7 separate regions of the Mus musculus genome follow, and all the other regions are linked to region 2. A link is a loop called in an ENCODE intact Hi-C map of the cell type or tissue named here. Cell type or tissue: left cerebral cortex. All regions are shown on one strand. Region 1 holds the start of Farp1 (FERM, RhoGEF (Arhgef) and pleckstrin domain protein 1 (chondrocyte-derived)). Region 2 has its middle 16 kb from the start of Gm33173. Region 3 has its middle 60 kb from the start of Ipo5. Region 4 has its middle 56 kb from the start of Farp1. Region 5 overlaps Farp1 (FERM, RhoGEF (Arhgef) and pleckstrin domain protein 1 (chondrocyte-derived)). Region 6 overlaps Gm33299 (a long non-coding RNA gene). Region 7 has its middle 45 kb from the start of Farp1.

Region 1 (4,000 bases), 200 kb after region 2:
AGACTTCTGGCTCCCTCGGATTGCCTCCAAAACCAGTTACCTTCTTAGTTATTATTAATGCTGAGATAATAAAACAGCATGGCCAGAGCCTACAGGATGGCTCAGTGGGGTAAGGGTGCTTTGGTGCTCGGTACCAATCCTGATGATGCACATTTGATTCCTGGAACCCACTTGGTGGAAGGAGAAACCACTCCTACAAGTTGTCCTCTGACCTTCACATACATGCATGGTGGCATCTACATCCCGACATACAAAGACCCAATAAATAACTCTGAGAGCAAAACCAAACTGGTCATATCCTAGACACTCAAGTCAGTTGAACCAAACACTAAATGTAGAAAAAGGGGATCTTCGGTGAGGGTGGACTGGGGAAATGTTATGGTTTGCCTTTTTGGTACTATATTGCTTTAGTCATGGGACACAGCACATGTCTGCCAACACAGTCCCCGGACCAACCAAAATACATCACCCGGAATGTTTGAAACAGACCGATACAGAATCCGAACTGGGACAAGATTCCCAGGCGATTCCACAGCATCAGAGGTTGTTAGTAAAGCCAGGCTGCACACTGGGAATAACCTGTAATAACTTTAAACCCATCCATGTCATGTCCCAACCTCAGAAATCAGTCTGGCCACTGTCTTCTTATCCTGTGAAGAGACTCTGAACCTGTGGTCGGTTCCCCATTATAGCGGTTCTTAAGGTGTGATAATTGCTTGAATTTGCTTTCCTTTACTGGGCCTGGTGGTTCAGACCGAAATCCTAATGCTTAAGAGGTAGAGGCACGAGGACCAGTCTGGGCTACATGAGGAGACTTTCTGGGGAGGAGTGGGAGAGGAATTTAAAATCGAGTGCTGCTGCTCTTGGTGGCAGTTTGACCACTACACTTAAGAAAATTACTGGCTGAAAATAGCTCACCCATACTTGTAAAGCCACACACAGTTTGGCCACAGAGCTAGCTTCCAACCCACCCATGATTCTCTCTAGCAAATCGCCCAAGGCCTGTCTGGTTCCCCAGAGGCCAGAGGGATTTTGCAGCATGCAAGAAACAGCCCCAACCCTCCGCAGACTGCTTTTGACTCCCATGACTTACAGGTGCCCCTCTCTGATAATCAAGCTTTCATGTCTTCAGCCTCCCTCCCTAGCCACAGAGACAATTTCACTTGGTTAAGTTCAGTTGTAGCTCCGTTGTAGTTGCGACTGAGGTCAGTGAACTCCTCCAGGGTGGAAAATGACCGGAATCTGAGCCAAATTGGCTCTAGGGGCGGGTCCACACTAGCCTCTGGATCCGGCAGAACAAGGCTTTCCTGTGTTCCATACGGTCAGTGGCCCAAGATCTTTCCCAGACAGAGACAGGGAAGAAGGACGAAGGAAAAATGGCACCTAGTGGGTGGGGATAGTGATTGAAAGTCACCTAGTATCGTGGGCCTTCTGATCATGAATCTTCCGACTATATCACCAAGTTCTGGGGGAAAAAAAAACGGAATCAAATAACTGCAAGTCATTCTAAATCTCGCCACACTAAGCAGGGCATTCTGCTGTCCCTGGTCGGAGAGAGGTGGGGTTGGGCACTGTCCTGGGATTCGCTCAGGTGGTGGGCACTGAGCCCGAGCAGCATCAGAGGTGGCACCTGTGTCTCTGGCATTGAATACCGCGCCGCTTAGGGTGGTGCCGGAAGCCTGCGCTAGTGGCCTGGAAGGGGTGGGGGGCGGAATTCGTGGGTCTTTGTAAAACGCTTTCCACGTGATGTCGTAGTTCTCTGTCAGGCTTCCAAAGGCGACCTGCGGAGTCAGTGCCACGAATCTCCCTCCGGGCCTCCGCATCCCGCTGGACACCAGCGACTAGCGCTCGCGTCTCCGCGGTGGCGCTTCTTCCCGCTCTTGGCTTGGTGGTGCAGCTCAGACACCAGCTCTTGCCACACGCCCAAGTAAGGCACAGCTCCAGGGTGGCGTGGCCCTGCCCACGGTCCACCTTTCTGCGCACCTGCCTCCGGGGCGGGGCGGAGCGGGGCGGGGCCGCTGTGCGGGCGCAGGTCACGGCTCGGACGCTGGAGGGGGCTGTGGCTCTCCGCCGTCCCCAGGCTGTGCCCAGGCTCCCCCTGCCGAGGGCTCGGCCCAGGCCCTGGGAGGGGCAGTGGTGGCCCTCATTTCCCGCTCAACAGCCTCGGAGGCGGCTGGTCCCGGCGCGGGCGCAGCGGCTGCGGGGAGCGGGGAGCCCGGAGAAGGTGCGGGGCGGGGACGCGGCCACCGCCCGCTCTGCGCCGCTCCTCCCCACGCGAGTGGCGCTCGGGCCGGGCGTCGAGGCGGCCGCGGCGACCCGGAGCTCGCTCCCCACCCACCCCGCCTGCTCCGCCCTCCCCTCCGCCCCGCGCCACCTTTGATGGCTCGGACCTCGGCCGGCCGCCGCCTGCCTAGCTCGCGCGCCCGCCGCCCGCGGGGACCCCTCGCTCGCCGCCGCCGCGCCCTCGCCAGCCTTGCAGCCCGCAGCCCGCAGCCCGGACCCGGAGCCACCGAGGTAGGAGGCGTGCGGCGAACAATGACCGCGGCGGGAGGGCGGCCGCCTGGGTGGACCGGGCCGCGGCGGCAACTTGTGCGAGTCCCCGCGCTCGCGGCCCTGGGCGCCGGCCGAGCTGGCTGCGGAGTCCACGGGAACGGTCCTTTTTGTAGCCGGCGGCCGCAGGCCCCGCAACAATAGCAGAAGCCACGGTTCCTCGGGCACCGGTGGAGCTCACCTCCGCGGACCTGGGCTGCGGGGCTCTGAGCTCGTGGGTTCTCCCCAGCTTGGCTTCCTCTCCTTGGGCGCCCCTCCCCCGCTTCCTCCCATCCCACCCTGCCGGGTGACAGCGCCCCCGACGCCTCTTCCGGACCTCAGGCTGCAATCTCGGCTCTGGAGGTCCGTCTCCCGGCAGCACGGGTGCCGCCGTGCCGCCGGGTCACTGCATCTCGCCCACGGGCGGCGAGAACCTCCCGGTGGGTGACAAAGAGGAACACGCCCTCTTAAGTTAGATCTTGTTTCTCTTTACTCTCTGCCTTATGGAGGGGGAAGTTTCCCCCTCCCTTTTTAAAGCACAGGATATATATTATTATTTTTGTGTGGGGGGACGGGGAGTTCAGAACTTCTGATTGTGATTTTTTACGATTTAAGTTCGGAAAACTTTAGCCTTGTGATCCATCCGGACCCCGGTGAGTCTTAGACCTAGGGGTCGTGGAGGAGTACCAGATTCCTTGTTGGGACCCGGAAACCACGGCTGGCAGGGATTTTCTAGAGTCCCCCTAGAAAATAGGGAGGTAGGGCTCACAAAGGAACGAGGTTTGAGACGTGCTGGTGAAGATGTGGGAGCGAATAACTGCCTCTCATCTGGAACAGTTTACCAGGCTCAGCTTCTCCTCCCCTCCCCGGCTCCGGCTCCGGAGTTCAGTGGCCTCCGGCTGTTTCATTTATTTTTGTTTCAGCCTTCCTCCGTGCTAGTTTACCGCGTTTGACAACCTTAAACCTGGCCCCTGCCCATGGTTTACCCTCCAGACTTCCAATCCCTCCCTTAGTAGGCAGCGTTTTCTGACCATAACCTCGACCCAACGATGGGCCATGTTTAATGTGCTTTGCACGTGGGGACTTGGCCAAGCCCACTTCAGAACATTCCCCTAGCGTTGTCTTACTTCTCTTTTTCTATCTGAACAAGGAATGGAGAAAGAGGGGGAAAGCCTTTTGGATTATGAAAGCTTTAGTTGAGGAGTTGCCTTTAAAAATTGGTTTGGTGTTTTGAAAGCTAAGGTGGGGCCCTTTTCAAATCCCTGTCGTCTTTCCCCTCAGCCCCACATTTCTTGCTGGCATCTTAGCCTCAGCTTTTCAGGTGGGTGGGTCTCTGAAAATGCACGTCTTCCGTGGGTCTGGCATCCACACAGCCCACTTTATATTCCTGCAGCATCGGTCTGCAGCAAGACACTAATATTGGACCTTCTCCAAGCACAACGAAACGTTTGTGTTTTTAGTATGTCTGGCT
Region 2 (4,000 bases):
TACGTTTCACACCTCCTCTGTCGTGTTTATTATGCTTCTGGTTCTGCGCTGTTGCAAATGCATAGCTGAAGCTGGCTCTGCTGTAAACTGTCTTAAAATAACAAAATTCTGAGACCAGATCAATGCTTTGTTGGGCCCTGTGTGTGTCCATTTAACAAAAAGTCACTTTGTGCAGAAATGACTCACTCTTGTACTGTTCTTCTGGCTAGGATAGGCTGGGCGGGGCTACGCTACAGAGCTGGTTCTCTATGATAGGCTGGGCGGGGCAACGCTCCAGAGCTGGTTCTCTATGATAGGCGGGGGCGGGGCTACGCTACAGAGCTGGTTCTCTATGATAGGCTGGGCGGGGCAACGCTCCAGAGCTGGTTCTCTATGATAGGCGGGGGCGGGGCGATGCTACAGAGCTGGTTCTCTATGATAGGCAGGGGCGGGGCAACGCTCCAGAGCTGGTTCTCTATGATAGGCGGAGGCGGGGCAACGCTACAGAGCTGGTTCTCTCGACGTTCATGCGTACTGGGAATGGAGCCATAGCACCATGCCTGCACAACACACACTTTTGCACACTGGGCTATCTCACTGTCCACCCCCCCCCCAAGACATCTCATTCCCCCCCACTAAGCTATCTCACTGCCCCCCTTACTGAGTTATCTATCTCACTGTTTCCCCCACTGAGCTATCTCACTGTCCCCACTGAGACATCTCACTATCCCCACTGAGTCATCTCACTGCCCCCCACTCAGCTATCTTAATGTCCCCCCACTGAGCTATCTCATTGTCCCCCCACTTGGCATTTATAATTGGACCAAGTTTTAGGCATCCCCAGAAGTTTTATTACACTGATTATTTCAGTGCAAATCAGGACAAAGTATTGACACCTCTCAGGTTGTTTAATTAAACTATGATTATTTTAAATGAACAACCGATAGTCTCTCTACAATGTGCCATTCTTCTAGGTAACGAGGACAGTGTTGATCATCAACAGCAGACAGCACATGGGACTTGCTAGTGGTGTTCAGAGCGGGCAGCTTTCTCCCAGCAATGCTAACCCAAGGTCGAGTTCACTAATTAGCCACTGAGGTACACTTTGCTACAATATCGATTCCAGGCCTTTTCCTTCAACAGACACCCAATTAAATTGTCTTGGTCAAAACAGAAGTAATTGAGACTCCCAGAACAGCTGTAAAGATCAGGTGGGGTAGAGAGAATCCCTTTAGCTCAGACAATAAACCCTGCAGCTCAGCACACGGCCTCGGGTCCTGCTACCCCATTCCCCGGCTCTCAGAAGGAAACGTCTCCAAGCTGGTCTTACTCACAGGCTTCACTCCACTGCATATGCAAAACTTGCTAAGAGACTAAGTGTTCTTGTGAAGAAGGAAAAAAAAGGAGGTATGTGAGGTGACAAATATGCTAACTAACTTGGAATCATCATCTCACAACTTGCAGTTTGTCCTGTACATTGTAAGAAAGCTTGGGGGAAATACGCTAGATTAAAAGGGGCATTCATAGTACTGATATTTGACAAAGCCACTTAGATACGCTTTTCTCGAACGAGTCCTAAGGCGTGCCACTTGTTCCTGAACAGTGTGTGTGCATTACAACAATCCAGTTTGACACTCCCTGAGTTCTGTATCTTATTGGTCGGTATTTGTGATTTGTAGCTCAAAGCTTTGTGCATCACAGGTTATGCACACAGCGTCCACGAGAGGGCGATATAGCCTCGCTTTTAAGTCCTACACCGTCAGCGCAAGCGCGGCAAGAGTTCGCGAGCTAGGGGAAATCATTACCAACTTCCTTTCCACGGTGAAGTCAGTGACCCTTCTGTCACTTGGCAAAGCAAGCCAGGCAGCGAGCCTCGAAAGGCCGTCCTTTAAGTTAATGATTTATTGATTTTGCTGCCTGGTTTTGCTTTCACTGAGCCGGAGAGAAGGGGGTTGTCTTTTTAAACGTTCGTAGCTTGTTTGCTAGAATTCTAAACAGAAAGCTAAGCCTTCCTAGTGTGTTGGAATGCTCCATGTATGCAGTGGCTTTGTGGATGCTGACTGAGGACCTGCCCCCTAGCTGTTTAGTTCAATGAGAAGAAAGCAGGAAGACCAGAGATAATATAAGCGACCCAGCTGCCCTAGGGTTGCATTAGACCCAGCCCTTGACCAGAGCCTGGCCTCAACTTCTCAGCGTGGGTTTGCACAAACCACAAGTGAGGCCAGCTGCTCAGAGAATGAGTCAGCCCCCAGAATTCCATATGCAAATAAAGACAGAGCCGTTCCCCCAGACGCCTGGATGAGTTCCTGGAAGATCAGAATGCTTGGCAGTTCCCACTGAAGGTTTGAAGCCGCTGGCTGACTTCTTCTGCACATGAGATCTGACTCCTAGCATCGTTTGCACCCTGGAGACCAGGAAAGACCATACTGCAATGTGCTATGTGTCCATGTCAAGAGGTCTCTGGTTTTGTGCCTTTTTGCCCCATGATAGAAGTTGTTCTGTTTCAGAACAAGTGAGACGTCAAAATAAGAAAAGGGGTGGGTCTCACTGCAGATACTTCAGTCTTTAAGAGAAGAAATGGTTCCCTGTGGTTAGCAAAAGAGCAGAGCTCAGACTACCTCTGTTCAGAGCCTGAAGCACAAAGTTCTCCAGGGAGAAGAGGAGACCACACAGCCAACCCCAGGGTCTTCTTACCTCCTGGAATGGCCACTCTTCTGGATAGCTTTATGTCAACTTGACACACGCCAGAGTCATCTGAGAGGAGGGAACATCAATTAAGAAAATGCCTCCACACTGTAATTGGTAGGGGTGGCCCTAGCCTACAGTGGGTGATGCCATCTCTGGACTGGTGGTCATGGGTTCTATAAGAAAATAGACTGAGCAAGACAGACGAGGCAAACCATGCAGAGCAAACCAGTAAGCAGCACCCATCCGTGGCCTCTACATCAGTTCCTGCCGCCAGGTCCTTCTCCTAAGTCCTGTCCTGATTTTCTACAGTGATCTGGAAGTGTTAAGCTAAATAAGTCCTTCCTTCCCCAGCTTGCTTTTGGTCATGATATTTCATCACAGCAATAGAAACCCTAACTAAAGCAAGTTGGTATCAAGATGGTAGGGTATAGTAGGGTAGAGCTATGACAACCCTGACCATGTTATTTTGGGGAAGATTATGGAAGGACTTTGGAACTTGAGGCTAGAAAAGCCAGAGTGCTCAGTACCTGGTGAGTGTACTGTAGGAGCTTGGAAGATAAGAATGTTAAAAGCAGAACAGAAGATGGGGCCTAGGGGGGCGGAGATACGGCTCAGTGGTTAAGACTCTTCTTCTAGAGGTCCTGAGTTCAATTCCCAGCAACCACAAGGTGGCTCGAAATCACCTGTAATGGGATCCATTGCCCTCCTCTGGGGAGCATGAAGATGGTATACTCATAAATATTTTTTTTTTAAAGATGAGGCCTGTCTTGTGAAGTTTCAGAGGGAAGTTTAAAAACTATCGGGACCATTTGCTATTTTGATTTGAGATTTCATGAGTCTGGTTAGCTGGGGCCCAAGAATCAGCTGTGTTTAACACGATAGTAGAACTACTAACGTGAAACCTTTGCTTTGTTGGGATACTGGATACTGGCCAGCCGGAGCTGAGAAATTATCAGTGATTAAGAGGTTGAGGTTAACTCTTATGGGAAGTGTTTCCTGAGAGTCAGCACACAGAAGCTGTGTTCCAGAGGCAGCCAAGTTTGTACCTCATGCTGGCATCTGAACTTGGTAGTATAAGAGTCATCCAGATGGTACCAGTTTTGAAGTCAGGAAGGGGCCATGGAAAACAGCTGAGGCTTGGCACTGTGAGAGGCCAGGAGAGGCCACCGGGGAAGGTGCAGCCTTGGTGGCAGTTGAAGTCCTAGGACTGAAGGGACCAGGAAAGAGAAGGTGAGGCTTGGCACCGTGAAGAGAGTCAATGAAAAGCTACTGATGAGAGCAGAAACCCCCCGGCCTTTTGGAAATGGCAGTACCATGGATGACCACCAAGAAT
Region 3 (4,000 bases), 140 kb after region 2:
GCATTTCTAAAAGCTTACAGTTTGTGAACTCATACCTTCTGGACCCCCTGAGTCATGGCTGTCTTCATCTGGATCCTGTTGCAAATAAGTTCATTTTGGGCTTATTAAATTCATTTGTGGGGCCAGGGGACTAGCTCAGTCAGCAAAGCATCTGTACTTAACTACAAGCATAAAGACCTGCATTTGGTCTTCAGAACCCATACAGAATGCTGCATGTCATTGTGTGTTTGTACTCCAGAGCTGTGGAGAGATGTCTCTGAGGCTCACTGAGGCTCACTGAACCCACAGTCTAGCCACCGCACTGAGCCTTTCCTCTCCTAAGTTGCTTGTAGCATTTTGTTATAACACAGACACGTATCGACAAGTCTTTAGCCAAAAATAAGAGTTTCTGGGAATGGAGAGATGGCTCATCAGCGGAGAGCACTTAGTGCTTTTGCAGAAGACCCAGGTTCAGTTCCCAGCACCCACATGGCAGCTTACAACCTCCTGTAACTCCAGTTTCAGATTATCTATGCCCTCTTCTTGTCTCTGGAGGCACTGCATGTCCATACATACACTCAGGCATAAACATTCACATAACATAAAGATAAATATAGATGCTATGGTGTTACCCTGGTTTTAGGATTTGCTCATACCCATGAGACCAAAGCACTGCTCACATAGTTTCGTGTGTTGTCTTTGGTTTGGGACAAAGTCACGTAGTAGTTGCTCAATGGAAGGGCAACCAGCCTCCTAGTTCCCAGAACTATGCCTACCTCAGATCACTGCTAAGTTCATCTTGCCCCTGGCATTTTATATGAGATACTCATTAGAAGGTTTTCACACTCCCTAGAGAATAATAAAAGTCTCTCATAAAATGAGCTGTCTGGGTGATGTGGCAGTTAGACCGGGAAGAACTGTCCCACAGTGACCACTGAGCCCAGAGAGAGGCTCTTTGGGGAGTTGCACAATCCCCTTGTCCCTTGGGGATTCTTGGAACTGGATTTCAAGACAAGATGTCTACCTTGCCAGACTCCTTACTTCATTATCCCAAGTCTGCATGAGCCTGCAGGACCTCGGACTCTTATTATTTAAATCCTCCTTGTGCCTCCGTTTAGAAGCAACATATTTAGTTTTGTATGTGTGCCCAAGTATATGTCTATGTACCACATGCATGCCATACATGTATGTATGCACACATGTATGTATGTATGCACACATGTATGTATGCACATGTACAGTCATCACTGACAGCTGTGAGCTGCCTGATGCAGGTTCTGGGAACTGAACCTGGACCCTGTGCAAGAACAGCAAGTGCTCTGGCCCACCGAGCCCTCTCTCAAGCCCCATCGCTTTCCCCATCCTTGGAAGGATGGCTGCTCAAGGGCTCTCCTGAGGCAGCTGTACATTTCTACGTGAGTTAATACTTCTAAGCCCTTAAATCGGAGTCTGGAATTTAGCAATTATTTGGCAGATATTAGCTGTTACATTATGAGACCTTCACAAGGTGTATGTCCACATTTTACGGTTGTGGGGGTTGAAGTTTGCAGAGTTTAAATTACTTGCCCCAGGTCGGATAGAAACAATACTGGAAATTCAAACCCACATCTGATTCCAGAGTCCTCGCTGCCTGACGCATAGATGTTCATCATCTAATATTATAGAGTTGTCTGCAGCTTTGATTCCTGCCAAGATTTATGACAAAGAAATATTTAGTATTGGTTGACTAGAATGTCCTAGAAACAAGGAAAATATGAGGTGCTGTAGATCAACAAAGGACAGAAATTATTAAAAAACAAAACCAGAAAACAGTTATTGAAGGACTGAAGAAGTGGCTTAGCAGTTAGGAGTGCGCGGTGCTCTTAAAGAGGAGCCAAGTTTGGTTCCCAGGACATATCCAGCTGCTCACAACTCCTGCAACCCCAGTGCAGGGGATCCAGCGCCCTCTGCTGGGCTTCTCTGGAACTTACATGCATATAGTGCACATATAGGCGGGCACATGTGCTTGTACACGCGTGCATACACACACACACAAATAAAAATAATTTTTAAAAAATAAAACAGTAAATAAAAATATTAAAATTAAAACAAAGCCGATCAGTGGTGGCACACGCCTGTAATCCTAGCACTTGGGAGGCAGAGGCGGGCGAATTTCTGAATTCAAGGCCAGCCTGGTCTACAAAGTGAGTTCCAGGACAGCCAGGGCTATACAGAGAAACCCTGTCTCAAAAAACTAAAAACTAACTAACTAACTAAATAAATAAAATAAATTAAAACAAAATAAATCTTTAAAAAAAACACAAGTTGTTCACTAAGTAGTAGAAGCTTTAAGCAGGATAAACTTCTTTTTCTTTCCCCTCTTCCCCCGAGAAGAGGAGAGGATTTATTGGGGGCGGGGGGGGGCTCAGTCATCACGTGGAAGCCAGAGGGCATTAAGCAGTGGAGGGCTCTGTGGCAAGAACAGGGCTCGTCATGGTAGGGCTGTTCCAGAATCCGAAACTGATTCTGTGACCTGGTGCACCCAGTGCAGGTATGGGGGAGTTCCCTCTCCACAGGCAGTGCAGACTGAAGAAACACGAAGATTTTTTTTTTTAATGAGTGCTATACACCAACATGCCAGAAGAGGGCATCAGATCCTTTATAGACGGTTGTGGCCCACCTTGTGGTTGCTGGGAATTGAACTCAGATCCTCTGGAAGAGCAACCAGTGCTTTTAAGGGCTGAGCTGCCTCTCCAGCCCACGGAGAAACGTTTTACACAGACAGACAAGGGCCAAGCTGAGTCAGATGGTGAAAGGTAGATAATGAACTTTTTCTTGTACAAGGATACTTTGTGTACTTTGGGAGGTGCCCCCACAAGGAACCACAACAAAAATCACTGGGGGGGAGGCTATCTGAGGGCTAGGAAGTACAGAGGTCCCACTGTAGACTCAGGGTAGGGAGATGCCCTCCGTGCTGGAACTCCTGAGCAAGATGCAAGGAAAGGAGAGCACAGCTGGCCGGCATACACGCAAGGGTTGCACACAAGCCGCAACGCTACTTGGTCGCCTTCTTGTTTGTCTTTTTCTGTTTCTCTGTTTCTCTGGAGGCCAGGTTCTCGTGATTTCAGTGCTCAGCCCACTTTCCACTGACACTCAGTTTCGCCTGCCACCATCTCTGTGTTCCTATGGTTCCCAAAACTTCTAATCTGTCCCCGTAGAGGTATTTCCATGCCTCTGTGTCAGCTTTCTATATGTTTCCAGAATAGTCCCTCTGAACTCTGTGGTCAGCTGTTCTGTAACACACACACACGCACACGCACACACACACACACGCAGCCACGCACGCACACACACATTTTGCAATATAGTCTGTGAGTTCAATGTATGATCTAAGAGTTAACATTAATAATTAAGATTGAGGTCTGGAGAGATGGCTCAGCAGTTAAGAGCACTGGGTGCTCTTACAAAGGTCTTGAGTTCAATTCTGAGAACCTACATGAAGACTCATAACTGTAATCCTATGAGATCAGATGCCCTCTTCTGGTTAGCAGACACATAGACAGGCAAAACATCCACATATATAAAATACATAATGAATATCTGAGTCTATAATAATAAAGATTGAAATAAAAGAATCTATTATTGTGCAGGAGCAGGGAGCTGAGAGATTGTATCCTAGCCAGGAAGCAGAGCGAATGAACAGGAAATGGAGCTAGGATATAACCTCTTTAGACCCACTCTCAGTGATCCACTCCCTCCAGCACGGTGATATGATATCCAGTGAGGCTCCATCCCCTAATGAGGTTCATAACCTCCCCAAACAGCGCCACCAACTGAGGGGAAAATACTTAAACACATGAGCCCGTTGGGATATTTCTCATTCAAACTACTACACAGAGCTTGTGAACTTGTCATTATGAAATAAAACCAACAGATCTTTCAAACCCCAAACGGGTAGCTTACACCAGCTGATATGAGGTCCCCAACACACATGCAGTAGAGGACTTCCGGGTCTGTGTTCATTCAGAGATGATGCACCTAA
Region 4 (4,000 bases), 150 kb after region 2:
TACCAGATGAGCTGCCTGGGTGCTGGCACTCTGCTCTCCTTTGACTGCTGTGTTCCGCTTGACAGAATGCCTTCAAATGTTGTAGCAATGGTCAGTATTTCCTTCCTTTTTTAGGGCCAAGTATTGTTCCACTGCATGGATGTACCATTCATCCTTGTGATGGCTGTTCCTGGTTGCCAACTTGACTACATCTGGAATGAACTACAATCCAGAAATGGAGGGCACACCTGTGATCCAGATCTTGAGGCTGGAAGACACAGGTTTCTGACTTGGATCTTAACATGGAGATCTTGAGGCATAACGGCCATGAAAAGTTTAGGCCTAGGTAAGATGGTACACTCCTTTAATCCCAGGAGATTGAGGCAAGCAGATCTTTGACTTCAAGGTCAGCCTGGAACAAATCAAGTTTTAGATCCAGGCGTGGTGGTACACACCTTTAATCTGGGCCACACCTCCTGGAGACCTGCATTGGATCAAGGAAGACTCATTCCTTTTTAAACTGCTTGCACTTAATTGCCAACACATCTGTTGGAACCTACTTCTACAGAAGGCCAGCTGAAACAACTAGCCTCGTGGGACTGAGCAACTACTAGATCCTTGGACCTCCCATTCACAGCTGATCATCGTTGGGTTAGTAGGACTACAGCCTACAAGTCATCACAATAAATTACCCCAATACGTAGAGACATTCCATAAGTTCTGTGCCTCTAGAGAACCCTGACGAATACAATCCCGCAGTGGCCTTGGGTATCTTTTACCTCTGGCTTTTGTGAGATGTGTCTTTATGACTTGTCTGTGCAGGTGTCACTTCAAGGCTGTACCATTTATTTAATTATTAGTCATCCATTTTGTGTATGGATGTGTATTTGTTGAACCCTGTGTACGTGTGATATATACTTATACTGACAACCCCAAAAATGACGTCAGGCATGCTGCTTTTTTCCCTTGATGCAGGGTCTCTCACTGACTCTGGAGCTAAGCCGGCCGCAGGAAGCCTCAGCAATCTTCCTGCCCCAAATGACCTCACCGCCCCACCCCCATCCATCCTTCTGTCTCTGTCTTATGTAGTTCTCGGGTTACAGACATGTCCACAGGGTGAGTCCCTATTGGTACACTTCTGCTCTCCTGTCTCCGTGGATGCTCGTCGCTGCACTGGTGGTCATGCTTGTAGATGGAGGTTTTAAGATATGGGCATTTAAGCTGGGCGTGGTGGCACACGCCTTTAATCCCAGCACTAGGGAGGCAGAGGCAGGTAGATTTCTGAGTTCGAGGCCAGCCTGGTCTACAAAGTGAGTTCCAGAACAGCCAGGGCTATACAGAGAAACCCTGTCTCGAAAAAACAAAACAAACAAACAAACAAACAAACAAACAAAAAAGATATGGGCATTTCTGTGTGGACACTGAACTCAGGCCCTTGGGTCTCAACAGCAAGCTTTGTCACTGAGCCGTCTCTCAGCCTTTTCCACTTTTTCTTGAGTCAGGGTCTCATATATTTCAGGTTGACCTTGCACTTACTAAGCAGGGGAGGAAGACCTTAAACAGCTACTCCTCCTGCTTCTGGGATTATTAGCATGCACCACCATGGCTGGAGATGGACCAAGAGTGTCTTTCATATTAGACAAGTGTTCTTTCAACTGCGCTACACATCCAGTCCTTAGACTTGTCTCTGACCCTGCATCCTCAGAAGGCTGGCTCTCAACTCCTCAGTTCCTATGGTTGGATAGTGGCTGGTCGCTTGTGGATGTGATTGACCACCAGGGGGAGGACTGTTTGGCTTCCTTGGAACAAACTTGTCTGCAGGCTGTTAGTGCATTTCTGGGCCTTCAGCAACGCAGGATTGTATTGTTTGTTGTCTCTGTTAGAGTCTCCTCTGTAGCCATTCTCAATAAATTTGGAATAAAGCATGCACAGATCAGGAGACATGGCTCAGAGGTAGGCCACTTGCCTAGCATGTACCCTCTCTGAGTTCAGTTCCTAGCACTGCAAAAAATAAAGTGTGTGTATATGTGTTTGTGTCTGTGTGTGTATCTCTTGTGAGTTTGTGTGTGTATGTGTATATGTGTATGACTCTGTGTATGTGCACATGTGTGTTTATGTTTGGGTATGTATATGTGTATATGTGTGTGATGTGTCTGTGTGTATGGAGGTATGCATGTATATGTATGTGTCTGTATATGTGTGTGTGCATATGTATGTTTACATTTGGGTATATATGTATGTATATGCATATGTGTGTGTATATATGTCTGTATATGTGTGTATGCATATGTGTGTTTATGTTTGGGTATGCATGTATGAGTATATTGTGTACTTGTTTGTGTTATGTGTGTGTGATGTTTTAGTATTCTCTCTCTCTTAAGCCTTGAGTTCACATTAAGCACATTGGATCCAAAAGAAAAGGAATTATTTCTGATTGTGATCATGGGCCATGATGAAAGATAAAAAAGATGGATGAAGTACAAGATGCTCATTCTGGAGGCGAGAGCCATCTCCTCAGGAGAGGGCTGCCATGGCCTCCCCACAGTGGGAATGGCAACAGTCTCACTGTGTCTACAACACACACATACACATACACACACACACATACACACACACACACACACACACACACACACACACACACACACACACACGTCTGGCCTCTGTTTTGACTGCCTCAGCACCTCAGCGCTTGGGAACGAACAGCTAGGACATAGGCATCCAGCGAGGATGCCTGAGCCTCTCAGAGCAGGATAAGGCAAAGTGAATAAGGCAGCTGGTTTGTCATCATAAATGAGTGATCTGCTGGCATTTGGATTTGTATTTCATTAATATTTTTATAATGTCGTTTGTGCTGGTCTGTGTAGCTGCAGAATATACATGAGATGATTGTACTTTTATTCTTATTTTTAAAAGCTACATTTATTGTGCGCACATGTGTATATTTGTATGTTTGTGTGTGTGTATGTGTTTGTATGTTTGTGTGTGTATATGTACATGTGTGCAGGTACTGAATGGGCACAGAGGTCAGAAGGCCACCTTTGCTTCCTCCAGTATATGAGCCCCGAGGATCAGTCCCGGATCATCAGGCTTGGCAGCAAGCACGTGTGCACACTGAGCCACACTGCAAAGTGGACAGACAGACAGACAGACAGCCGGGCTGCTGGCACGGCGCCTGCTCTCCTTGAGCTGACTTTAAAATGCAGCACTGTTCCATCCTCGCCTTTAGAAACACTCCAGCAGTCGACTCTGCAATCGGCTTCAAATGAGCAGGAAAAGCCGGTGCCCCAATCTTCCTTTCATCTTTCAGTGTTGCTGGATGGGGGCACAGGAGACCCGTCTCACCTTTACAGGAAGCAGCTTCCTTTGAAGCACGGTGGGGAGTTACCACCATGTATTCCCTTTTTCCTAGTTCACAGAGCTGTCAAATCCCAGGACACGGGCTAGAAAGCAAAGAGGGAAAGTTATACAGTGCTAATAAGAGTTTTCACCCAGAATGACCTTAAATTAAAACAAACCCCCACAAAACAAAACCAAGCACATCCTGTTGAGCTAGGGAGATGGCTGTGTGTTTGACGGTTACAAGCGTTTGCTGCATCCGCATAAGGACCAGAGTTCGAATCCCAACATCCACAAAACCAACCATAACCCTAGTACTGGGAACACTGAGTAAGGCAGAGACAGGAGGATTGAGGGTTTGCTGGGCTCAAGTCTAGACAGACAGACAGACAGACAGACAGACAGATAGCTCGCTCACTCTAGGTTCAAAGAGAGACCTTCCTTAAAGGCAGTAGTTATCAACCTGTGGGCCTCAATCCCTTTGGGGTCATTTGACAGGGGTCATCTAAGACCATCAGAAAACACAGATATTTTATATTACAATTCATAACAGTAACTAAACTACACTTATGAAGTAGCAACAAAAATAATGTTATGGTTGGGGGGGGTCACCACAATGTGAAGAATGATGTTAAAGGGGCACAGCAATAGGAAGATGAACTGCTCTAAAGTATAAGGTAAG
Region 5 (4,000 bases), 400 kb after region 2:
AGCACCAGCAGGAAGCCAAAATGGTGATCTTGAAAAGTCAGGAATCTTTAAACTCTCAAAACCTACCCACAGGGACAAAATCCCTCCACAAAGCCACACCTCCTGAACCTCCCCAACTGCACCATGAAATGGTGACAGTGTGAACTGGTGACCAAATATTCAACATCTAAGACCGTGAGGGCTCTTCTCATCCAAACACCACACCCACCAGGTGTGATACCCGAGGTTCTACCCTAACACCATTAAACTATAATAAACCAATCTTCTCTAGTACAGAGTAGCAACTGTGCTTTATAGGAAAATAGAATGTTTAATTAGGAACATAGAAATAGTTCATTCCGGTCGTGCATCACGTTAGCATGATATCCCTTCTAATCCTACACATACAAGCATGTACTTTACATGTTACATAGTGCCTTCACCTTAACATGTTATATAGTGCCTTCACCTTACATGTTACATAGTGCCTTCACCTTAACATGTTATATAGTGCCTTCACCTTACATGTTACATAGTGCCTTCACCTTAACATGTTATATAGTGCCTTCACCTTACATATTACATAGTGCCTTCACCTTAACATGTTATATAGTGCCTTCACCTTACATGTTACATAGTGCCTTCACCTTAACATGTTATATAGTGCCTTCACCAAACCCAAACTCCTCTGTTGCACCCCAAATGTTGTTTTTCTTTTTCTGTGTTTTCTAAATTAAGACTGTGTGTGATAGCTTATGCCCCTAATCTCAGCACTTGGGAAGCAGAGGCAGGCAGAGGCTAGCATAGTCTGCATAGTGAATTCCAGGCCACCTGAGGCTACAATCGCTAAGTGACCTGTTACGCTGATGGGACTCACCCTACACCTCTCTCAGTCCTTAAGTTTTCTCTCCCAGTCCAGCTTGGCTCTTCAGTTTTCCTCACTACACTGTCCTTGGACCACAAAACACCACACCTCCCTGATTTGTCACCTCGCCTCCTTTTGCTGTTGTGCTTATTCTTCCAAACCTTTAAGAACTGGAAACTTGATCTAAAGTCTCTGTGGATTCAATTAAGAATTTTTGACCAGAATCTACTCCAAATGTTCTATCTGTCACTAACATAGTGCTGAGACTGTGCAGTAGAAAGAGGAGGTGATACTCGGATCTCTCCATTGGGAAATAAATAATGTCCTTAGCATCCAGCTTCCTAAGTGATTTTTTTTTGACCAACTGCCTCTCCAGAGTGGAGTTCATTAGAGGCTGTTGAGAGAGGGGGTTCTGTTCCTGTTATCCCCTCTTGTGTCCTGTCAAGTCAAATTTTGCCATCTTCTTGACCTCTCTGTCTATCCTAATACTAATTTGCCTTCAGCCACCACCTTTGTGTGTGTGTGTGTGTGTGTTGTTGTTGTTATACATACATGAATACATGCATGCACACCTATATACATACATGTATGCATTGTATCTTGATCATATCTACCCCAGGTCTCCTGTGTAGTCCGCCAGTGTCCTCTAATACACTCCCTTCCCTCCTCAAGTCCTCTTGGGTTTCTGGTTTTGTTTTTGTTTTGAATTGGCTTTTTAAAAAATTAGAAGAGATTGCTCAGTGGTTAAGAACACTCACTGGTGTTCTACCAGAGGTCCTGAGTTTAATTCCCAACAACCACGTGGTGACTCACAATCATCTGTAATGGGATCCGATGCCCTCTTCTGACATGTCTGAAGACAGCAACACTGTACTCACATACATAAAATAAATAATTCTGTAAAAGAAAATAAGAAGACTTCACTGGGTGCAGTTAGTGCTGCCCACTGAGATGTTGACCCGGCTTGCTGCCTTGACCTTGTGCAGGTGGCAAGGTCCACAGTGAGTTCGTTGGTGCAATAGCCACTCCATGTCCAAAGTCAGCACTTCATAGTTCTCCTCTCCATCCTTTGACTCTTAAGTTCTTTCTGATCTCTCGACTGTGACGTTCCCTGAGCCTTAGAGTGGGGAGGATGTCAATGTCCCCTAAAGGGTGACTGCTCTTTGGCTGCTTATCTTCATCAGTTTGAGCAGCCATGAGTCTCTGCATCACTGCCCACTGCAGAAGGAGGCTCCTCTTGCCAAGGCCGAGGGGAACTATGGGCGTAAACATTAATATTTAGGAAGCATTTTTATGACACATCCATTTAGTAAGACAACAGTAGTAGCTCCCCCTCTAGGACCTGTGACTCCCCAGGCTACAGGCCAGGCTTACGTTTGCAGGCATTAGTTCCCTCCTGTGCAGCAGGCTTCAGAAGGAACTGAAGTTGCTCTGTGTGCATTCTGAGAGTGGTAACTGTGCTGGTTAGTGTCTGCCTCCTCCACATCACCTGCCTTTCTTCCAGGACAGGCTTGGTGACAGCCTCACCCCCGCTCCAGGGCTTCACAGCTACGTCCTTAGGTTCGCAACTCTTAGTTACCTCCACAACCTTCATGCCACCAGTGTCCCAGTCAGTAACCTAACCTTGGGCTGTAGAATGTGATACGTTCAGTTCTTTTGTTCTTTTTTCACCAACCTTCAACCACTGTGGATTTGTAAATCTTTATCAATTCATAATTTACTAATTCATAAATATAATCCAGTATGCTTCAGTTCATTTTAATAATTTTTTTCTGTGGTCAAGTTGTCATAGGTTTGGCTTTGGAGGCCCCTTCAGGGCCTCATATTTAAGAGGGTAATTCTAGTCAGGCGTGGTGGTGCACACTTTTAATCCCAGCACTTGGGAGGCAGAGGCAGGCAGATTTCTGAGTTCGAGGCCAGCCTGGTCTACAAAGTGAGCTCTAGGACAGCCAGAGCTATACAGAGAAACCCTGTCTCGAAAAACCAAAAAAAAAAAAAAAAAAAAAAAAAAAAAAAAAGAGGGTAATTCTAAGCCACCATTTCCTTCGGTGCCCTTAAAGATTCTCTAGGCTTTCTCCTTAGTTAGTTTTACATATCTTTCCTTAGTTTCTTACTACGCGTTCAGACTCTCGAGAGGAAGCCTACTTTGAACTCCAACCCTCCAGCTCCTTGGCGTGACCTCCATCTCTGTTGCTCTTTACAGGTACCTGTTCGCTCTGCAGGTGAAGCAGGACTTGGCTCAAGGCAGGCTGACGTGTAACGACACCAGTGCCGCTCTCTTGATCTCACACATTGTACAGTGTAAGTTCTTTGCTGTTCTGTTGGGAACTGGGTTGGAATCAGCACAACAAGGGCCTGGCTGATGAGAAGTCACAGAAAGAACACATCTGCGTTATTGTTGCCATTACCACAGATGCCGCAGTAAACCACATCCTTAAACATTCACTCAGAACCTAGGACTTCTGTGTTCTGGTGATACTTGACTTTTTTTTTTTTTTTTTTTTTTTTTTTAAGGACAAATATAGAGTGTTACCTAGCGTCTCACAAAGAGAAGCTTGGGTGGACAATGGACAAGCTCATCCAGATCTCCTTTATCCCATTCTTGGATTTAGTGTTCTTCGATGGATGTGAATCCTTAGTGTCAGGACACAAAGCTGCCGCAGGTTTCACTGAAGCCTCCTACAATGCTTAGAACCTAGCTTTACTGCACTGATAGTCTCATGTCAGACTTGCCCAGTCACTAAAATTTATCCCCAGATCAACACATGCCTTCAATGGCCTTTGCAGAGGCACCTAGGGCATTGAAGACTCTGATTCACCTCCTGCCCATGTCCCCACTTAGACAAGAGAAGTTCTGCCTTCGCTTTCCGACGTCAGATCTTTCTGCTGTTGGTGACTGCTGTACACCTCGACCCTCACAGGGTGCGGAAGGGCTGGAGCACACTGTGATGTGTGTGGTAGGGAAGATCCCTGTGGTGTGTGAGCTGCACGTGGGCATGGCTCTGTGTGTGTGAGTCAGCAGTGTGTATTAAACAGCGCATCCCTAAATAGAGCCACATGGAAGAAAGAGTCACATTGGTTCAGGAGTCTGGCCCCAGATGTCCCTTCAGAGCAGCATGCAGTGGATGCTGGTTCTTTGTTCACGGAGACTTTGTA
Region 6 (4,000 bases), 620 kb after region 2:
TAAAATGACTTCCAGGGACTGCACATGACTATTTACGAAGCTGGGCGTGGTGGTGCACACCTTTAATCCCAGCACTCAGGAGGCAGAGGCAGGCGGATTTTCTGAGTTCTAGGCCAGCCTGGTTAACAAAGTGAGTTCCAGGACAGCCAGGGCTATACAGAGAAACCCTGTCTCAAAAAACCAAAAACCAAAAACCAAAAAAAAAAAAAAAAAAAAAAAAACCACCCCAAAAAACAAATAAACAACAAACAAACAAAAACCCAAAAATTTAAAATTACTTTCAGATTGTGTGCATAAGTTGTATAGGAAACATAAAGGAATTCCCACCCCAAGAAATCTCATTTTATATACACAAATATTCCAAATTGATTCTTTTAAAAAGTCCTCAAATTAAAAACACACTCTTTCTGTCTGTCTTCTCTCTCTCTCTCTCTCCCTCTCTCTCCCCTTCTCCCTTCCTCCTTTCCTTTTTTTGAGACAGGATTTCTCTGTGTACCCTTGGCTGTCCTCAAACTCACTCTACAGAGTCCAGGCTGGCCTCAAACTCAGAGATCCACCTCCTGTGCCTCCTAAGTTCTGGGATGTACCATCTCCTGACCCTGTTTCTAATTAAAATAAAACATTATTATTAGAATCTCAAGCGTGTTGAATAAACATCCTGTAATATATCCAAGGGACAAGCTTATCTAGGGAAAAGGGTTCCCATATACAATGATTTATCTTCACTGCTAACATATCTCTGGGTGTGTCCAGGAGGGTGTTTCCAGAAATGTTTAACTGAGGGGGGGAAAGAACCAAGCCGAGTATTCAGGGTGCCATCCCTTGGGCATGAGTCCCACACTGATCAAACGTGAAAGAGCTGCCTCTCACTGCTTCCTGAATGTGGATACAGTGTGAGCAGCTACCTCAGGTGTTGCTGTTGTGCCTTCCCTGTCATGGTGGACAAACGAACCTTTCCTCCCATACCACATGTCTTCTTTGTCATGTATTCTGTTGTAATGGTGAGTAACTAAAATACCATATAAAATATTAAATACTGAGCCTGGCATGGGATTTTAATAGCATCATCAAAAGTAGAAAGACAAGGAAGAACACTCCCTAAATACCCAAGAGAGAACCTCCTTCAACGGGATTTCTGTACCCAGCCAAGTGCCAATCAAATGGAAGAGGAATCTAACATGTTTTTAGACTTGAAAGATCCAAGGGGGAAAAAAGGCAAAAACAGGATTTAAACTTAAAAAAAAAAAAAAAAAAAAAAAAAAAAATCAAGGAAACTCCAAGATCATTTCTACAGGACTCCTCCAGAACTCTTTATAAAAGGCTCCCAGATTGGCATCTTGTAGAAGATTCTGGAAAAACCAACATATTGAAAACAGAACTCTCTTGGTAGAACATGTATAATATTTATAATCATAGTGGACCCTCGCTGTTCTCTAACCTCTTGTTAAGCTTGCTTCTGTTAGCACTTATCAGCAACCACCACTGTTTCAGATTTGCTAATCTGTCGGGCAACCTCAACGCATGGAAAACAGCAATGTGCCATGGGCTGAATGAAAAACGAGTGCGTCAGACATTAGTGAAATGATGCAGAACCCACCACGCGGGAGACGCCTTCTAGTCGACAGTCTCCTTCCTCAGTATCCCCCAATTCAGTAAAGCCCATTACTATCGGGCGCCTCTGGGTGCCGTCCTGAGGAACAGCAAACCTACTGGAATCCCCGACCTAACAGACCACCTCCGCCCTTCTCAAGATGGAAACATTTAGGATGATCAATTCCGGTATCTAACAAGGCTTCTTATGTTTAAGCATGAACAATTCCGGAGGAGACAGGGCCAATGTTTACCTAAAACTTTTGTTATTTTGTAACCCACAAGTGTACTCTTCTGCCACCTTGTGGCAAAGATGGGGCACTCCCAGATAAACACTTGAGGGTTGCTTCACTGGGCCATGGTTGGTCAAACCCCAAGGGGTTGGGCGGGGTGCTCATCAAATGCCTTTAAAGCTATCAAAGCAGGCAAGGGTGGTGCATCCGCTTGGCACTAAACTACAGTTAGTATAAAGTAAATGTTTGCTAAGTATTTGTTGGCAAAGAAGTAAAACAGTATTTGTTGGCAAAGAAGTAAAACAATAACCTGCTTGTATAGAGTACCTACTATGTGCAAGACCAATGCACTTTCTATGTCTGGTTTCATTTCATTAAAGCAACCAGCTCCCTTCCGTCCTGGGAACCCCTCGGTCCTGGATACACGAGCATGAAACATATCACCAAGGGCAATACGTCCAGGTAACCCATATTTCTGGACAGAAAACTGAGCCTCAGAACTGTATGCAGTCACTTGCTCTCTGTATTATGCACTTTCCTCATGGCCTGGCCTGAGAAGACACGACTTTAGAAAGTAAGGGCTCACAGTTCAGGTGTGCAGTTGGCCGTGGTGGAGAAGAGACAACTCATAAGAGGCAAGAGGACCTCAAGTTGAAACCATGGCTTCTACAGCATAAACTGACCACTCTTCTATGCTGCTCCTGGAAGAAGAATGCAGAGTCTCATAGACATGACTCCTTCTAGCTGAAGGTTTAGTAAGTTCTTCTGTTCCCAGGACCTAAAGGTACAAAGGGAACTGGAGGTGTCCTCTAGTGCTTTCTGAAGTAACTTGTTAAGCAAATACCTGAATAATTAAGGTGGAGAGAGAAGAAAAGGAGAGAGGAGGAGGGGTGAGAGGGAGGAGAAGAAAGGGAAGAGGAGAGGAGATAGAACACCTTCCTGTAGGAGCAAACATTGCTCCCACACATTGCTTAACTGCCATGTGCCTTGGTCTCCTCAGGGGCAGTCAGGAGATGCTGGCCCACTTCCTTTGAGTGCTAGATGAAACAAAGCACTCAGAGCCTTAGTATGGGCCACTCTGAAAGTCCTAATGCCACCTTCCTGGACTGAGCAGCTCTTCTGTAGGTCATGAGGGGATCTTGAGTCAATGCTTGATCTCTTTCTGCTGCTTCTTTAGCCGGAGGGACCCCACCTCGGCACTGGCCAGAGTGTGGGACTTTTCAAGGAGAAGCCTATGTCTTTGCCATGACCCATAAACCCGTGACTGAACACACAGTCGCTTCTGCCCCCACCCCAACCCCTGCCCTTGCTCTCGACTGTGTGCGATGGTCTCCTGCAACTTCTCAAAGGCCCTAAACATGTCCTCTTGGCATTCCAACAGATGTCCCCTGTGTCCTGCTGCTCTGCCTCCAGCTATGATGGTGATTGCTTCCGTTGTTAAAAGGCCTTTCCTTGGGGAGAAGCAACCACCCACCACCTTCTTCCACTTCCCAATGACAAACCAAGAAGTGGTGGCACCGAGGTTCATGCTGAGGAACCAAAGAGTTTGTTGGGGTTTCTTACAGAGCAATGGATACAGGTGACTTTAAAAGAGCCACATGGGGAGATTGGCACCTGGCATGCCAGATGCCTCGCCCATCACTGTGTGGATGGAGTTCCCTCCTTGAGTCCTTCCCCATCTATGCCTTCCAGCCTTTCCCTAAGACCTGGAGGCCACGTGCAAACAGAATGGCATATAACTGGTTGGGAGGAGTGGCTGGATACTCAGGTGCAGGTCTCATGACCCTCACCATGCCCTCCTTCCAGGAAGGACCATCAATAGTCAACAAGCTATTGATCTTTGGTGCACAGGCCCAGATGAACTGAAGATGGCAGCACTTTGGCTCAGAGGATGGTCCTTACAATGGCTTTCCTCATCTCTTGAGGGAGGCTAACATGCTTTCTGCTGTCCTTTCCTGAGTTGTCCTTCCACGTGGGCAGCTGGTCTCACTCTCTATGTGGCTGAGGATAACGTGAAGCCTTGACCTCCTGTCTCCACCCCATGTGCTGGGATCACAGGCAAGTACCATCATGCCAGGGTTTTCTGTGAAGGGTGATCCAACTTGTCAGGTCACAATACCTCTAATTGCTGCTTTCTCTCTCCCCACACAAACCATCCACACCCACAGCAGCCTTTC
Region 7 (4,000 bases), 160 kb after region 2:
TGGATCTGCAGTTACTGGTTGTCGTGAGCTGATGTAGATGCTGGGAATGAAACTCAGGTCCTCTAAAAAGAACAGGAAGTACCCTTAACTACTGAGCCATCTCTCCAGCCCCAACTTGGCTATTTGGTTTAAGTGCCTGAGAGGAAGACATGAAGAGGCCATTGCTGAGGAGGTGACTCATGGTAAGTAGGAGGCAGCAACAGGAGAGAGAGCAGAGCATGCTGCCCAACATCCCCACTGGGTTTCTATGGAGAAGTAGGTAGGAGAGAGAAGCGCTTAGGATTGGCTCCTCTGAGGAAGGTGGGATGTAGTCTCTCCTAGACACTAGATCCTTGGAGTGCTTAAGGTGGGTGGGAGGAACTCTGGCTTGGCCTGTGGAAGTTAGGAAGGCGGAGGAGGAGTGCAAACGCGGAGGAGGAGTGCAAACGCGGAGGAGGAACACAGCTTTTGCCTTTGAAAAGGCAAGTTCTGGGTGAAGGGACTCAGAACCTGTCTCCTATCATGACAGCGTGTATGCTTTGCTTTGTCCATGGTTCCTAGCATACAACCTCCTCTTTAAGAAACTCTCCTCATTCTTACCCTCTTACTCTCTTAACATCTCTGCCCCTCCTCTCCCCATCCCCCTCCCCACTCTGTCTCCACATGTTCCTGGCCACCCTCTCCCCTCTTTCCTCTCTCCTCTGCCCTCTCTTTCTCTCTCTCTTCCTCCCTCCTTCCTTCTCTCTCTCTGTCTCTCTCTCTGTGTCTCTGATTTTCTGTCTCTACTCTCTCCTCTTCAACTTCCCTCTCCATTCCCTAAGTAAACTCTATTCCATACTTAAGAAAAAAAAGACAGTCTTCTCTGCTTCCTCCCCACCTTCAGATATCCATAAAGAAATTTTCTGACGTCCTTGTCTGACAGCAGGCCATCAGACTCTCCTTATCCCACAGGGAATTTTCCCTGCATCCTAAGGGAAGGATTTTAGCACAAGAAGAATCCAGATAGGCCTTGCTGGGTCTCCCTATCCTGTAACTCAGCAAATGTTCCTACAACATCTATGTAGGAGGAGCGAATTCAGAAATCTTCTGGCTTGCTGACTGGGGTCAAGGACCTGGAGACAGGACAGCTCTGTCCCTTTCTGCATACCTCCTCCTCCAGTTCTGGCCTCTGCATCCTTTGTGATGCACTTTATAATGAATCAGAAACACAAATGCCTTCCTGAATTCTGTGAGCCCGTTGAGCAATATTAGAACATGAGGAGAGGGCTGTGGGTTCCTCCATTTACAGCCAGTTGTTGTACCCAAAAGCACGTTAAATAGCTTGGGGACTTGTAGAGTGCCTTTTGAAGTACAGGTGACCTTAGGGCTGAGCCCACAGCCTAGGGATTGTGGGCTTCCCTAGGTTGAGAGTCAGAGTGGAAGTTATGGAATTCTGGCTTTTGTGGCATGTAGGGGAAATCTCAAAACGTTGGAGCTATTGTTTTGTTTCAATGGTGGTACTCAGGGAACCCACATCTGTGCATGCTGCCCAAGTACACCTACCTTCTCTTTACTGCAGACAAAGCTTATGAAGTTGCTCAAGCTGGCCTTGAACTCACCATGTAGGTGACATCCTTCTAGTTCAGCCTCCTGAGAAACTGGGGTCACAGGCTCCTGTCACCAGGCCCAACGATCCCATACCTTCTAGAGACACAGAAAGGAGTCTTTTGCTTTGATGACAAGGTAACAGCAGGGAGAAGAAGATCCTCTGCTCTGTCCATACCCCACCCCACGGCACGCCATGTTGGCCCCTGACTCTGCTGAGCATAAGGTACTTGAAAAAGAATAGAAGCAAACGGCCATGAGGAAGGTGCCCACTCTGTGCCAGGAGGAAAGAAATGGGGCCCAGGGAGAAGGCTCAGTAGCTGACAGCACACATTTCTTTTGAAGAGCATCTACCTTCAGGCCCAGCACACAGGGTTGGAGACTTATAACTGCCTATAACCTTTGCTCCAGGGGATGGTGAGAATAGGAATGGCTCCCATAGACCCATATATTTGAATGCTTAGTCATCAGAGAGTGGCGTTATTTGAGAGGGATTACGATTATTGGAGTGGGTGTGGCCTTGTTGGAGTGGGTGTGGCCTTGTTGGAGTGGGTGTGGCCTTGTTGGAGGGAGCATGTTATTGGGGGTGGGCTTTGAGGCTTCAAAAGCCCATTTCAAGCCTAGAGGCTCTCTCTTCCTGCTGCCTGTGGATCTTGATGTAAAACTCTCAGCTTACTTCTCTGGCACCATGTCTGCCTGTCCACCACCATGCTTCCTGCCGTGATGATTGTAAGCTAAACCTCAGAAACCGTAGAGAAGCCCCAATTAAACGTTTTCTTTCACAGGAGTTGCCACAGTCATATGTATTTTTCACAGCAATGGATCACCAGCTCAGACAGGATCTAGCACACCCTGCTGGATTCTGCAGGCACCTTCCTCCCATACACACACACCATCACCGCCCATATGCACACACATATCATTTTAAAGTAACACAATTTTTAAAAGGATGGTCTCACTACTGTGACTGGGATTGGACACGTAAAGGGTCTATATGAGCTTATTTTCTAAAATAGCCTTTATTTCCTCCTAACTCCTCCATGGGTCCCCTACACAACTCATCTTAGCAGGGAGTGGGCGATTGCTCTGGCAGGCCTGAGCACGATGCTTTTTTGGAAAAGTGTGGAAGACTTTGGAACTTTGGACTAGGAAAGTTGTTGAATGTTGAAAGCAGAGCTTAATGGGTCATCCTGGCAGTCTCTTGGCAGACACTAGTGTTGAGATCTATTCAGACGGTGGAGGTCCAGATCAAGTGGTTTCAAAGGGGAACAATAAGCAACTGGGCTAGAGGGTATCCCTGTAATATTTTGGCAAAGGATGTGGCTGCGTTCTGTCCTTTCCCTAAGCACTTCCCACTAGAAAGTAATGGGCTAATTTCTTTGGTAGAAGAGATTTCAAGACAGCCTAATACTGACTCGTACATGGTCATTAGCAACCATTCTTAAGCAGGTCTACAATGAAGAAAGAGCAAGTGGGTCAAAGAGAAATATAAAATGTATAATTTGAAGAATAAAAGACTAGGAAATTTAATGATGGGGCCAAGGCTTGTGCTGAAAGAGATAAAGAGATCAAGGTATGGGGTGGTGGTGGGTGGCAGCAGCAATCTGCATTGGGATAAAAGGAGGGGTGACCTCAAGGCAGGACCCCACCAGGCTGAGCTTCCAACCTGTGAAAGGGAAAATGTAGAAGGAATTCTCTGCTCCTGAAAAGCAACAAGGAAGGAAAGCTGCTGCAAACGTGACTCAGCCTCTGTCCCGACGGGTAGCAGACCTCGGCAATGCTGGCTGTCCGTCCTGAGGGGCGGCGGACCTTGGGAATGCTGTCCATGTGGTTCTGGCTTTAGAGTCACGAGGGATTCTAGAGTAAAGCAGTTGTGGGCTGTTCCTCCATGGTTAAAGAGAGCCATGGATACCAGGATGTTTATGGCAGGGCAGTTCTTGATTGAAGGTCCTGGGAGGGCTCCAGAGCCTGAGAGACCTCTGTGCAAAGCCTGGATGATGTTGAAGTCTGGATCATGTTGAAGAAGCGGAGATGCGGGAGATGTTAGAGCCGTGTGACGTATGCCGAGGACAGCTGCAGACTGAGAGTGTCACCAGCCCATGAGAGAGAAGCGTGTTGCTGTCAGCAAAGCTGGGAGGGCAGAGCTGCCCTTTGACATAGCACGTAGAACCACAGGATTGGCTTGTCCTGCTGAGTGTCAGTCTGGCTTTGGTTCGGTATTGCCTCACTGTGGTTCCTTCCCTCCCTTGTCGAATGGTAGTGTGTATATTCTGTGCTGCTGTGTGTTGGAAACATGAAGTTTGCATTTTGATTTTACAAAGGAGTTATTGTTACGAGATTCCCTTTAGGCTCAGAAGAGACCTTGATCTTTGGAATTTTAGACGCTTGCAGTTGGGTAAATGCATTTTACATTATGATATGACTGGAAGCCTTTGGA

Evidence for each region. Hi-C counts contacts between places; a loop is a spot of excess contacts. Peaks named below come from ENCODE experiments on the same cell type or tissue, not always from the same donor. Only the 100,000 strongest peaks of a DNase experiment are listed, where the experiment ranks them.
Region 1: it touches region 2 in a loop (5-fold over the local background); 11 of 42 quality-filtered maps call a loop at or near these places.
Region 3: a loop joins it to region 2, with 2.7 times the contacts of the local background. A loop is called at or near these places in 20 of 42 quality-filtered maps.
Region 4: a loop joins it to region 2, with 2.9 times the contacts of the local background. A loop is called at or near these places in 20 of 42 quality-filtered maps.
Region 5: a loop joins it to region 2, with 3 times the contacts of the local background. A loop is called at or near these places in 13 of 42 quality-filtered maps.
Region 6: it touches region 2 in a loop (10-fold over the local background); 20 of 42 quality-filtered maps call a loop at or near these places.
Region 7: a loop joins it to region 2, with 2.8 times the contacts of the local background. A loop is called at or near these places in 2 of 42 quality-filtered maps.

Annotation. Positions count from the first base shown.
Region 1 is chr14:121,033,412-121,037,411 of GRCm38, forward strand. It overlaps Farp1 (FERM, RhoGEF (Arhgef) and pleckstrin domain protein 1 (chondrocyte-derived)), which reads left to right and starts at 2,163. Exons shown (of 27, transcript NM_134082.3): 1 at 2,163-2,514. In left cerebral cortex, CTCF peaks have their summits at 2,060 and 2,833; DNase peaks (open chromatin) are centred at 1,021, 1,298, 1,974, 2,519 and 2 more places; H3K4me3 peaks cover 3,095 bases; H3K27ac peaks cover 3,383 bases.
Region 2 is chr14:120,830,278-120,834,277 of GRCm38, forward strand. No RefSeq gene overlaps it. Among named protein-coding and RNA genes, the nearest start is that of Gm33173, 16 kb to the right of the region's middle. In left cerebral cortex, CTCF peaks have their summits at 1,700 (motif pointing right) and 3,976; DNase peaks (open chromatin) are centred at 196, 1,711 and 2,238; H3K4me3 peaks cover 461 bases; H3K27ac peaks cover 2,447 bases.
Region 3 is chr14:120,968,919-120,972,918 of GRCm38, forward strand. No RefSeq gene overlaps it. Among named protein-coding and RNA genes, the nearest start is that of Ipo5, 60 kb to the left of the region's middle. In left cerebral cortex, CTCF peaks have their summits at 1,931 (motif pointing left), 2,621 (motif pointing right) and 3,504 (motif pointing left); no DNase peak of the experiment used is centred here.
Region 4 is chr14:120,978,012-120,982,011 of GRCm38, forward strand. No RefSeq gene overlaps it. Among named protein-coding and RNA genes, the nearest start is that of Farp1, 56 kb to the right of the region's middle. In left cerebral cortex, a CTCF peak has its summit at 1,754 (motif pointing right); a DNase peak (open chromatin) is centred at 1,770.
Region 5 is chr14:121,227,582-121,231,581 of GRCm38, forward strand. It overlaps Farp1 (FERM, RhoGEF (Arhgef) and pleckstrin domain protein 1 (chondrocyte-derived)), which reads left to right. Exons shown (of 27, transcript NM_134082.3): 6 at 3,048-3,145. Among named protein-coding and RNA genes, the nearest start is that of B930095G15Rik, 19 kb to the right of the region's middle. In left cerebral cortex, a CTCF peak has its summit at 1,682 (motif pointing left); a DNase peak (open chromatin) is centred at 3,858.
Region 6 is chr14:121,449,401-121,453,400 of GRCm38, forward strand. All of the region lies in intron 2 of Gm33299 (a long non-coding RNA gene), which reads right to left. Among named protein-coding and RNA genes, the nearest start is that of Gm33299, 5.5 kb to the right of the region's middle. In left cerebral cortex, a CTCF peak has its summit at 1,895 (motif pointing left); a DNase peak (open chromatin) is centred at 1,894; H3K4me3 peaks cover 353 bases.
Region 7 is chr14:120,989,020-120,993,019 of GRCm38, forward strand. No RefSeq gene overlaps it. Among named protein-coding and RNA genes, the nearest start is that of Farp1, 45 kb to the right of the region's middle. In left cerebral cortex, a CTCF peak has its summit at 2,427; DNase peaks (open chromatin) are centred at 274 and 2,547; H3K27ac peaks cover 1,208 bases.